Linked DNA regions of Homo sapiens: region 1 is linked to region 2. Evidence: chromatin loops called from intact Hi-C (ENCODE). Cell type or tissue: dorsolateral prefrontal cortex. All regions are shown on one strand. Links, peaks and the distances in the headings refer to the core of each region. The heading gives the core; the rest is flanking DNA.

Evidence for each region. Hi-C counts contacts between places; a loop is a spot of excess contacts. Peaks named below come from ENCODE experiments on the same cell type or tissue, not always from the same donor. Only the 100,000 strongest peaks of a DNase experiment are listed, where the experiment ranks them.
Region 1: it touches region 2 in a loop (7-fold over the local background); 28 of 110 quality-filtered maps call a loop at or near these places.

The regions. Positions count from the first base shown.
Region 1 is chrX:154,016,637-154,021,996 of GRCh38, forward strand. It overlaps IRAK1 (interleukin 1 receptor associated kinase 1), which reads right to left and starts at 3,266. Exons shown (of 14, transcript NM_001569.4): 1 at 3,041-3,266; 2 at 2,795-2,962; 3 at 2,561-2,692; 4 at 2,339-2,442; 5 at 1,963-2,151; 6 at 1,655-1,719; 7 at 1,370-1,484; 8 at 313-431; 9 at 1-8. The coding sequence starts at 3,176. MECP2 (methyl-CpG binding protein 2) reads right to left here. Exons shown (of 3, transcript NM_001110792.2): 3 at 4,937-5,360. It overlaps MIR718 (microRNA 718), which reads right to left and starts at 3,353; the gene lies at 3,284-3,353. RefSeq lists silencers at 2,636-2,705, 2,716-2,815, 3,166-3,545 and enhancers at 3,231-4,200, 4,316-4,385. In dorsolateral prefrontal cortex, for the core only: CTCF peaks have their summits at 3,368 and 3,721; a DNase peak (open chromatin) is centred at 3,406; H3K4me3 peaks cover 1,873 bases; H3K27ac peaks cover 2,704 bases; H3K27me3 peaks cover 3,870 bases.
Region 2 is chrX:154,095,307-154,100,666 of GRCh38, forward strand. MECP2 (methyl-CpG binding protein 2) reads right to left here and starts at 2,411. Exons shown (of 3, transcript NM_001110792.2): 1 at 2,298-2,411. The coding sequence starts at 2,359. RefSeq lists an enhancer at 1,427-1,516 and silencers at 1,837-1,916, 1,977-2,036, 2,013-2,251, 2,337-2,696. In dorsolateral prefrontal cortex, for the core only: CTCF peaks have their summits at 2,657 and 2,877; DNase peaks (open chromatin) are centred at 1,389, 1,825 and 2,605; H3K4me3 peaks cover 2,905 bases; H3K27ac peaks cover 3,074 bases; H3K27me3 peaks cover 3,790 bases.

The DNA of each region.
Region 1 (5,360 bases), core at 319-5,318, 78 kb before region 2:
CGTTGGAACTTGGGGAGAGAAGACAGTGGCGTCAGCCCGGTCCTAGCTCCTACACCTGCCCGGCTTAGATAAGGCTGGACTCGAGGCTGCCAGCCCGGTGCCTTGCCCACAGAAAGCGCTGGCACTGCCCTGAGCGCTCCAGCTGCCTGGGGGCCTCTGCTCATCAGTAGGGCCCATCCTTGGCCCGTTCCCACACCTGTGCGATGCCGGGGTGTTGAGGTCCCAGGCCATGCCTGATCCCCACATTGATAGGACGCGGGGCCCCCCTTGCTGCAGGCCCTGCCCCGGCAGTTCTCAAGGGCCCCTCCTCACCTCTTGATGTCTCCATGGATGAGGCTGGGGCTGTCCTGATGTAGAAACTGAATTGCCCGGGCTGTACCCAGAAGGATGTCCAGTCGCTGAGGCCAGGAGAGAGGTGGGCAGGCCTGGGTCTGGGGTGGCAAAGGGGGACAGGGGAGGTTGCTGGATGGCCGTTCCTTGATCCCAACCATCCTTCTACCTGTCACCGTGCAGCCTGGAACAGCCACTTCACTCTCTAGGCCTCAGTTTCCCCCTTCTGGAAAACGAGGAGCAAAGTCTCCGTGACCTGCACTTCTTAAGCAATGGCTGGGGACACGTTCAATAGAATCTGCTGGGCTTCGGCTCCCAGGGCTCATCCCTTTGTCCCTGGTGGTCGGGAAGTCCTTGAAGGCATTCTTCCCGCTCTCCCCAAACGCAGCATGCAGGAGGAGGCAAGGGGGCCCTCCCTCAGCTGTAGGTGGTCCAGCTGGTAGCCCCAGACCCCCTCGCCTCCGGGGCTTGCTGATGAGACCCTCCAGCTACGCTGCTTGCAAAGGGGAGAGGCCTGGGAAAGAGCTCTATAGAAAACATTGGGTCGGGCCAGGCGTGGTGGCTCACGCCTGTAATCCCAGCACTTTGGGAGGCTGAGGCGCGCAGACCACCTGGGGTCAGGAGTTCGAGACTAGCCTGGCCAATGTGGCAAAACCTCATCTCTACTAAAAATACAAAAATTAGGCAGGTGTGGTGGTGCATGCCTGTAGTCCCAGCTACTCGGGAGGCTGCGGCAGGAGGATCGCCTGAACCCGGGAGGTGGAGGTTGTGGTGAGCTGAGATCACACCACTGCACTCCAGCCTGGATGACAGAGCAAGACTCCACCTCAAAAAAAAAAAAAAAAAAAAAAAAAAAAAAATTGACCCCACCGTGGGCCAAATCCTGAGCCGGGTGCTGCTGGGGAGCTGGAAGTGCAGGCCTGGCCTGCTGGCAGGACCCACTCACACAGGCTGAAAGCCCTAGGCCCCGCGCCCGGCTCCAGCCAGGTGTCAGGAGTGCTTTGGGTCCTGGGAAGCGTGCCGGGCCAGGTGAGCCTACCTGGCAGTGGAGACGGTCCTCCAGGGAGCCGTTGGGCAGGAAGCCGTACACCAGGCAGTAGAAGCCGTTCTGAGCACAGTAGCCAGCAAAGTCCACAATGTTTGGGTGACGAAACCTGTTTGAAAAAGGGGAGCACTTTCCATCAGGCCAGACTGGGTGGGCAGCCCTGGCTGGGGCCTCAGCTCGCCCGGGCCTGCCAGGCCTCAGGTGCCCAAGGGAGCCAGGTCCTGTGGTGTGCGGTCTGAAGCCCCACGGGACCTGGTGTGGCTCCCCCTCTGGCCTCACCTGGACAGCTGCTCCACCTCGGTCAGGAAGCTCTGCTTCACTGCAGTCCACTCCAGGTCAGCGTTCTGCAGCCCCCAGGGTGCGGTGGGGGAAGGGGCAGGGAAGACGGGCAGCGTGAGGCTCTCGAAGCGAAGGCCTTCGGGCCACCAGTGCCACCTACCCGAGGCCCAGAACCACCAAGGGGCCAGGGACCCTACGCCAGAATGAGGGCTGAAGGAGTTGTGTGGGGAAGCGAGGGGGAAAGGCTGGAGAAGTGGTGAGGGTTATCTGATGGCCTTCCAGGGTCCCTGCCAGGGTGCGACACTCACCTCCTTCAGCCTCTTCACAGCATACACCGTGTTCCTCATCACCGCCCGGTACACGCACCCAAAGCCACCCTCCCCGATCTTGAGCTCCTCCGAGAAGTTGTGGGTGCCCCGGGAAATCTCACAGAGGGGCCAGCAAAACGGAAAGGGGCGGGCTCCCTGCAGGAGGGACACTGAGCTCTCTGGGCCTGGCTGTGGGAAGAGAGCCTGGATCAGGTGGGGTCCCTGTCTCTTCCCTTCTGCCCAAGGCTCCAGGCTCTCCCCACCACAGCTGCCTCCCAGCTGACCCAGCTTGGCTGACTGGGGCTCTGCGCTACATCAAAGGCTGAATTCCTTCCTCCTTGTCTCGAATCTTCCCTGGGGGGCAGGGGACACCTACCTTGGTAGAAGAAGGGGCTGGAGATGGCGGTGGAGGCCACAGGGAAGCAGGGCTTGGGACCAGGCCGAGCTCAGGCCCTGAATGGGTCTGGGAGCCTGGAAAAGCTTCATAAAGACACCAGTGAGAGGCAGGCAGAGACCAGCAGCAGGGTCTACAGCCGTGGCCGTGGTCAAGGTGGGCTCTTCTTTGGGTCCACCGAGCCTAACAACCGGGCCCTCTTACCTGGGGAGAGGAAGGTGGAGGCTGAGGATGGCAACTTCCGGGGGCTCCAGGCCTCGGCCTCGGCGGGTGCAGGGATGCTGCTGGGCCTCGGGGCAGTGGTGCCTGGGGACGGAAGCGGGGCGGGAGGGTGCCCTGGGACGCCAAGGAAGGAAAGGAAGGTTGAGGCCCGGGTGGGGGAGCCCCGTGGGGCCCGCCGGCCTCCCAGCCGTGGGGTGCCCGGAGTCCCGCGCTCACAGGCTGTGATGATGTCCCGCGCACGGAGCAGCTGCAGGTGCGTGAGGATGTGCACGAGGTCGGCCACACGGGCGTTGCGGTTGATCCAGGGCCACAGGACGCTGGCCGTGCGCTGCCCGGAGCGCTCGCACAGCCGCAGCTCGGTCTGGTCGCGCACGATCAGGGCGGCTGCGGGGCGGGGGGCGTCAGGCGTCGGCGCCAGGAGCCCGCGCGCCTCCCGCCCCCCGGCAGCCCGCCGCCACCCACCGAACTGGCACCAGTCGGCGGGCTCCAGGGCGTCCATCACTTTGTAGAAGCGGCACATGACCCAGGGCGGCACCTCGTACAAGAAGTGCTGGGCGCCGGGGGCTGCGGGCTCCCCCGGGCCCGGCCCCCCGGCCATGGCTGCCGCCGCCGGGCCGGGACCTGCCGGGGCCTCTCAGGGCCGCGGCGGGCGCGGGCCTGGGCCGGCCGGGTCCGCGGACACTGACTCACTTCCCCTTCGAGCCGGCCTCGTGCGACGCCCGGCGGGGCGGAAGGGGCGGTGCCCGGGCCCGCCGCCATCTTGCGCGCCGCGGCCGCGCGCTGGGTCACACGGGGGCGCCCCGCGCCGGGGAGGGCCCGGGTCCCGGCGGGTTCCGCGAGCGGCGATCGGCCTCCCGGGCTCGCCCGGGCGGGGCTCTGGAGGACGAACGGCGGCTCCCGGCGTTGGGGACAGAGGGCAGGGCGGAGGCCCGGGCTGCTCGGAAAGGGGCCGGGGCCGGGCCTTCCGAAAGCTCCTGGGCGGCCCTGCCGGAACCCTGCTCTCCACTGCGGCCTGCAGGGCTGTTACCAGGAGCCCTGCCTGCCCGCCCCACGTCTAGCCCCCTGCACACGGCAGCAGCCTTGAGCCATTCAGTCTCCTTAGGTGTCCTGAAATATGCCGAGAACGCTGCCCGCCACAGCCGTGAGTGTATGCGTTGCTGCTGCCCCAGCCCTCATTTGGCAAGGGTGAGCTCAGGCAGCTGTGGTGAAGGCTTCCTGAGCCCGCCGGCAGAGCTCCTGCCACCCCGTACCTGTCCCCTCCTGGGCATCGTCCTTGATTACTTGTCTGGACCGCCACCCCCGGTCCCCGCCCTGAGATGGGGAAGACCCCACAAGCAGCAACGCAGACTTACTCTTTTGTTTCTCCAGCTGGATGTCTCCTCCAGCGACAGTTCCCCTTGCCCTCTTGATCCTGACAGCGAAGGGGTTCCCCACCCCTAGCCCTACAGACTTAGGACTTTTCCTAGAAACGAGAAGTGCCCAAGGCCCACAGCTGGCCCCTGTTGGAGTCTCTTTCCTGAAGCCACCACCACTGTGGCCACTCCCAAGGAAGATGCCAACCATACCATGAAACCCATGGCTTCTCACGGGACAGACTTTACTGAGATGTACCAACTCAAGTATCTGAAATGACTGCACACCCATGCTAACCTCCACGGGGGCACTTGGTCCTACTTACACACAAAGGCCCATCAGCTCACGGAACAGGGCTGGCATACGAGATGCTCAATGCATACAAGTTGACTTTTCAACCCTGGGATCTACCTTTGAAGGCCAGGCCTTCCGAGGGTACCTTCTAGCATGTGCATGTGAAGCTGGACTCCTTTGAGCAGTTGTCTCCTCCAGCCCCTTACCAACCTGGTGAGGCTGCTCCTGAGAGCCAAGGAAGCCAGTAACAAGGGGGCCCCCTTTGGGCAAACCCCTCAGCCTGCCCTTGCCTGGTCAGAGAACCACGTTAGCAGTCAACAGAGGGCACGTGAGGGTCCTGGCCAGAATGAGACACAGGAGGAGCCACAGCCTGCGGGGGTGGGGGTGTCCAAAAGCACCACAGCACATCCAGACCTAGGGGGTGCCCCTACCATACGGGTCTGGAGCAGGGAGGTTGTGCTGCAGGCTGACTCATGCCAGGCCCTTCCCGTCACACGCTGGAGCAGTGTGCCTGGAGAGCACTGGCTTGGAAGAAGCTGAGGGGCCAGCGAGGCCAGCATATGGAGGAGGCTTCCCTTGGCCGCTCGTGGCAGGCCTGAAGGCAGCTACCTGTGTCCAGGGACAGCCAGATCCAATGAGGAAACGCAGCACCATGCTGTCATGTGAGCTGGAGGGGGACTTCTGTCTTATAATGAAAGCCCAGACCTTGAGTCACTTTCACAGAGAGATTTATCGAGAATGCTAACAGCACAGGATACAGTACTTCCCAACAAAAGGTGCAAACGCGTCACTTAGAAAGGCATGCTGAGTATTCTTTGCTTTCACATGTATTAAAAAACTTACAAAAATAAAATAAAACTGCGTGCTGCCCATCTTTTCCAATAGTAAAAGAACCTTATGAAAAAATCACTTGATTTTTACAACAAAAGACACAAACGGACATTTTTATGTAAATTTATAAGGCAAACTCTTTATATAATAAATAGGTTACAGGGATTCAGTGGGGGGGGGGTGTTTTTGAAACGTATACAGGTACATTCAGACAGGTTTACTGAAATGGTACAAATTTCCTTAATAAATTGCCTTTTGTTTTTAAATATATCAGTGCTTTCAGTCATTTGGCTATACACAAAGA
Region 2 (5,360 bases), core at 119-5,118:
GCCACAGATGGGTTTCTTTGAGCTGTTAAGACACTGGAAAGGGCTGGTATGGAAGCCCAGTGGAGCCATTAGGACAATGGAAAAGGAGGTACCCCTCCACCAGGCACTTTGCAGAGAAAACTATACTCTGGAAGCTGCCTGCACTGTTGATAGGGCTAGACGTATGATAAACAGCTAACCGGAGGGGCACCCGAGGAGACAAACTGCCAACTATGAAGAACAAAGCAGAGACCTCAACTTGTCACGTCTCAAGCTCAGATGTACAAACTTTGGGATCGTCAAGTGAGGCTCGTGTGTATGCCTGGGGATATGACTGTATTCCAGTGATCAGCCACCTAGCTGACCTGCCACGAATGGGTGACCTGTGGTGACTTACTTTAATCAACTGTAGTACTTCTAGATTGATTGGGTGATTTAAGGTTCTGACATATTCAGGCAAGAAAATAAAAGCAAGTGTTTCCTAGACTTCCTCATTGGGATTTGAAATAGAAATCCTGAAAAGCCCATAAAAGCCTATTTCCCTAAATCCTTGGTGGAAATTCCCAAAAGATTAAAAAATCCAGACCCTGTCTTATTATAGGGACCCAGCAGATTTCAAAAGACTCAAGAGGTCAGCTTAATCTGGTTATTAACTGAAATTGCTGAGATACTGATGAACATTCCAGCCATGGAACCCAAAATTCTCTAGAGTAATAATTACCTATTAGTGCAATGTTACTACTGAGGCCGTATATGCTTCATTTTTACAGTATAACAAAATGTCTAAAACTTATGAGAGTCCTACAACGTCTAGGCCACTCAGTATCACATCCAAGTAGGTATGGTTCCTGGATCACCAACCAACCCCTGAATTCGATCCTGTTATCTCACAGTCTGGGGTACTGATCCCGCACAGCAGAGACACAACGTGTGAAAGGCTCGGCAGAGCCCATTCCTGTTCCTGGAAAAATAACCAGAAGCACACATCTGCCTGACCATGAGTCAGGAATATCAATTTTGTGGTGGAGCCCATTTCTGCTGTGACCAACCCACACCCGAACACACTCGCAACAGAAGCAACCGCCACAGAGCAATTCCAGAATGAGCTTTTTCCCCCTCGGGGTCCATACTTAGCAATGTCATAAACGGTCTCCCCTGCGACAGCAATCCTTTTACACTCTTCATAATGACCTTAAGTCTTTAGTGCAAAACCACAGAAACATTGCCACTGCCATATAAAAGTCATCTGAGTTTCAGTTTGGGTGATTCGGTCATGACCAAACTGAACAGAGGATAACCTTTCAGGCACAATTAACAGGAGCCACAGCGTCGCGATGAACTTGCCCCATCTGGTACCGGTGATCCCGAGCGCTCCAGGGCGATGAGAGCCCGTTACCTACTATGTCCCACTCCACTTATGTAACTGGAAGATCGCCGGCGAAGGGGAGGGTAGGATGGGAGGGTGCTCACATTCCGAGGCCACAGCACTCCAAAGAACCTCTGAGCACCCTGGGGACACGCTCGCACCTTAGAGCCTCTGGCGCCGAAGAGCCTCGGGTGCTGCTGGACGCACAGTCCCCTACCCACGGCTCCTGATGGGAACTATAACCACCTCTTTATGATGAGTTGTGGGACCCAGAACACAATGTCTAGTCCCTTTTGTGGATAATAATCCCCACCTACTTGTTCCTGCTAGATGGGGAAAGGAGCCGGTGGACCTACTCGCTCGCGGGGGGGTAGCGGGGGGCAGAAATTCATGGAATGGGCGAGAAGGAGGGGGAGGCAAAGCCCAGAGATGGGGGTGAGAGCTCAGGAGCCCTTGTGGCGCACTCTCCCGACGGGAGGCGAAGTGCGCACGCGCGCCGGTGGGGGGGCCGAGTAACGGGAGAGGGGGCGCGCGAGGGAGGGAGGGGGAGAGCGCGATCCAGGGAGAGGCCGGGGCCGCGGGCGCGCGACGGCGCCGCGGCCCAAAGCCCCGAGAAGGGCAGGAGCGCGCGCAGCCCCGACAGGCGAAGCCCCGGCGACAGGGGCGCCCGCGGGGCCGGGGGCCGGGATGCGCGTCGAGGGCGGGAGGAAGAGGGGCGTCAGGCGAAGGCGGCTCCAGGGAGGCCGCGCCGAGGACGGTCACCCGCGAGCAGGGGTGACGGGCCGAGGGGAGAGTCGCCACCGGCGGCGGCGGGAGGGGGAGGGTAGAGAGGAGGGACGCCATCCGCCAGCCGTGTCGTCCGACCCCGCGGGCCCCTCCCGCGCCACGTCCCGCCCCTGACCCCCGCCCCCCGGCAAGGGTCCCCGCCCGCGGCCACGGCGGTCCCACTCACAGTCTCTCCTCCTCGCCTCCTCCTCCTCCTCCGCTCGGCGCGGCGGCGGCGGCGGCGGCCATTTTCCGGACGGCTTTTACCACAGCCCTCTCTCCGAGAGGAGGGAGCGCGCGCGCCGCCGACGCCGGGACCCCGCACGGCCGACGTCGCGCCCCGCCCTCTTGGCCGGCCCGCGCGCTGCTGCACCTGCGCGCCCGCGCCCCGCCCTCGGCGCCGCTGCGAGCCCGCCCGTCATTGGCTGTGATGGCCGGGCTGGGACGGGGAGGACGGGGGAGGGGGGAGTCTCAGCGGCGATGCCGTCAATTGGCGAGATTTCCTGTCCATTTCGGCCAGGGAAAAGGGGGCGGACCCCTCCAGCTGTTGATTGGCTGCTTTCGGCCGTCGTTTGGGGAAAAGAGGCGGCTTGGGCGCGGAGGGACTGGTTTAGTGGGCGGAATTTGAATGTTAAGGATTAATGGACCCTTGCGGATGCTGGGGCAAGTGAAGGCCTAGGCTTGGGACGCCTGTTTGCGCTGCTCTGAGGGGCGATTGACCCTCTGTCCACAGATGCACCGAGTGCGCTGCAATAAGCGTTTCATTGCACCCACATTTTCTCAATATCACTATCTTCGGCAGAAGCAGCAAAGTTGCCCACCCTGGAGCCTGACGTTGCCCCAGCTGAGGGGCCTTGGTTTCAGAGGCCTACTCAATGCATTATTTCATCCGAGCCTGCCCAGTGCTCACACTCTCATAGAGGCGGGGAATAAACTGACAACAAATCGCAACCCTGGCTTTCGCAGAACTCTGGCGGGGGAAGAGAGTGCATGCCAAGGCCTCGTGACACCTGTCACTGTTGGATCAGATGGTTTGGTGGAGGTGTGAATAAGGGGCAATGTTAGCTCTGCCTGGAAGATATGATTTGGGAGCTGAGATCCAGCAATTTTTCACTTTCCTAGAAGAGTTGATTTGGAGCTGAGATCCAGCAATTGTGTTTTGGGAAAATAAGAGTATGAGAAAACTGTTAGCTAACCAGGTGTTCAGGACAGGAGTGTTTGTTAAGGGGACCTTACCCTGATGCCAGTCATTATCCAATCCATTCAATGATCCTTCTGTTAGTTCTATGCTTAGCAAGAAAACCTGATTCTGATTTGGCTGCTTGCCCCCATTCATTTATTGACTACCTGCTATGTGCCAGGCACTCTTCCAGGCTCTGGATGCACGGTACTGAACAGACAGCAAACTAACATTCTTGCCGGGAAGATTCATACTAGCATACAAATAAGTATAATATATCATTTCACATAGTGATAAGGGCTTTGAGAAAGATAAACTAAGTGAAGGGGGTGCTATTTAGATATCTGCTGGTTTTCACCCTCATTTTACTCCCTCATATGAATATCTGGGGAAAGAACATTCCAGGCAAGTTCAAAGGACATGAGGAGAGACTATGCCTGGCATGTTGGGGACTAACGAGGAAGTCAGTGTTGCTGGAGAGTGGTAGGGAATGTGATTGGAAAGGCAGCTGGGGCCACTATGAGAACTGGGAGTTCATTCTTTTTTGGGGGGGGTGGGGATGGGGTCTCATTCTGTCACCCAGGCTGCAGTGCAGTGGCGCAATCTTGGCTCACTGCAACGTCCACCCTGAGCTCAAGCGATCCTCCCTCCTCAGCGTCCTAAGTAGCTGGGACCACAGATGCGAACCACCACGCCTGGCTAAGTTTTTGTATTTTTGATAGAGATGGGAGTTCACCATGTTGCCCAGGCTGGTCTCAAACTCCTGAGTTCAAGTGATCCGCCCGCCTCGGACTCCCAAAGTGCTGGGACTACAGGCGTAAGCCACCGCACCCGGCCAGAACCGAGAGTTTATTCTAAGATGAGAAGCCCTCAGAGGATTTTGAGCCAGGAGCTGTCTGATCTATGTTGCAGGTGTAGAGTGGAGAACTGGACGTGATGAAACAAAACTACAGCACAAGGCTAGTTGCAAGGCCCTGGAACAGTCTAGGAGAAAGAGTTGATGGTAGCTTTAACTAGGGTGGCAGCAGTGCAGCTCTGAGAAGTTGTGAGATTCAAGATATGTTTTCAGAACTGAACAAAAGGATTGGATGTAGGGCATAGAGCAAGGGAAGAAACAAGGATGATTCCTGAGATTGGGGCCTGAGCAACTGGGGAAATAAGGGTGCTTTTCACCATAGTGGGGAGAACTACAGGAAAAGTACATTTTCAGAGGTGCAGATCAAGAGTTCTGCTTTGGCTGTATTAAGCTTGGGGTGCCCAGTGGTGTGAAAGTGGAGATGTTGAGTAAGCCATTGGGTGTGCGATGCTGAAGTATAGAGATGCGGCTAAAGCAGTCCAAAAGTCATCACGCTGAACATCCAATTCAAGAAGCCATAAAGAAATGACAGAGTAAGCCTGCAAAAGTAGAAGAAAGAAAAATAAGGATGAATAAAACTTAATGAAATAGAAACAAATGATGGAGAGGATTGAGAAAATTTTAAACCTGCTTCTTTGAAAAGCTGAAAAACAAAAGCCAACCCTCTAACAAGCTGGATATAAAGAGAAAAGAGAAAAGTAAATTATGTTACTCATGAAAAGGTTTTATTATGCACTGTGTGTCAGTAAATTTGAAAACATAAGCAAAAGGAATACATTCCTAGGAAAGTACAGCTTACCAAAACCGACTTTAGAAACAGAAAATCCCTGTAACCACAATGAAATTGACTATGTATTTAAAAAGCTACCCATCCTCCTACACACAGACACAGACACGCAGACACACACAGACACACACGCACACAGAGAGAGAGAGAGAGAGAGAGAGAGAAACAGACCAAGAGGGCTTTATGGATGACTTCTACCAAATCTTTAATGAGTAGGCAATTCCAATCATACACAGAAAAGAAATAAATGTCTCCAAACTTATTTTACTAGACTAATATATCTACTATGATGAGCCAAGAAAAGTATGACACAAGATGTGGAAATAAGTTTTAAAATTCTAGACAAATAAACTGAATCCTGCAGTATATGATCTATCACAACCGAGTTGAGTTTTATCCTAAGAATGCAAATATGGTTTAAAATTAG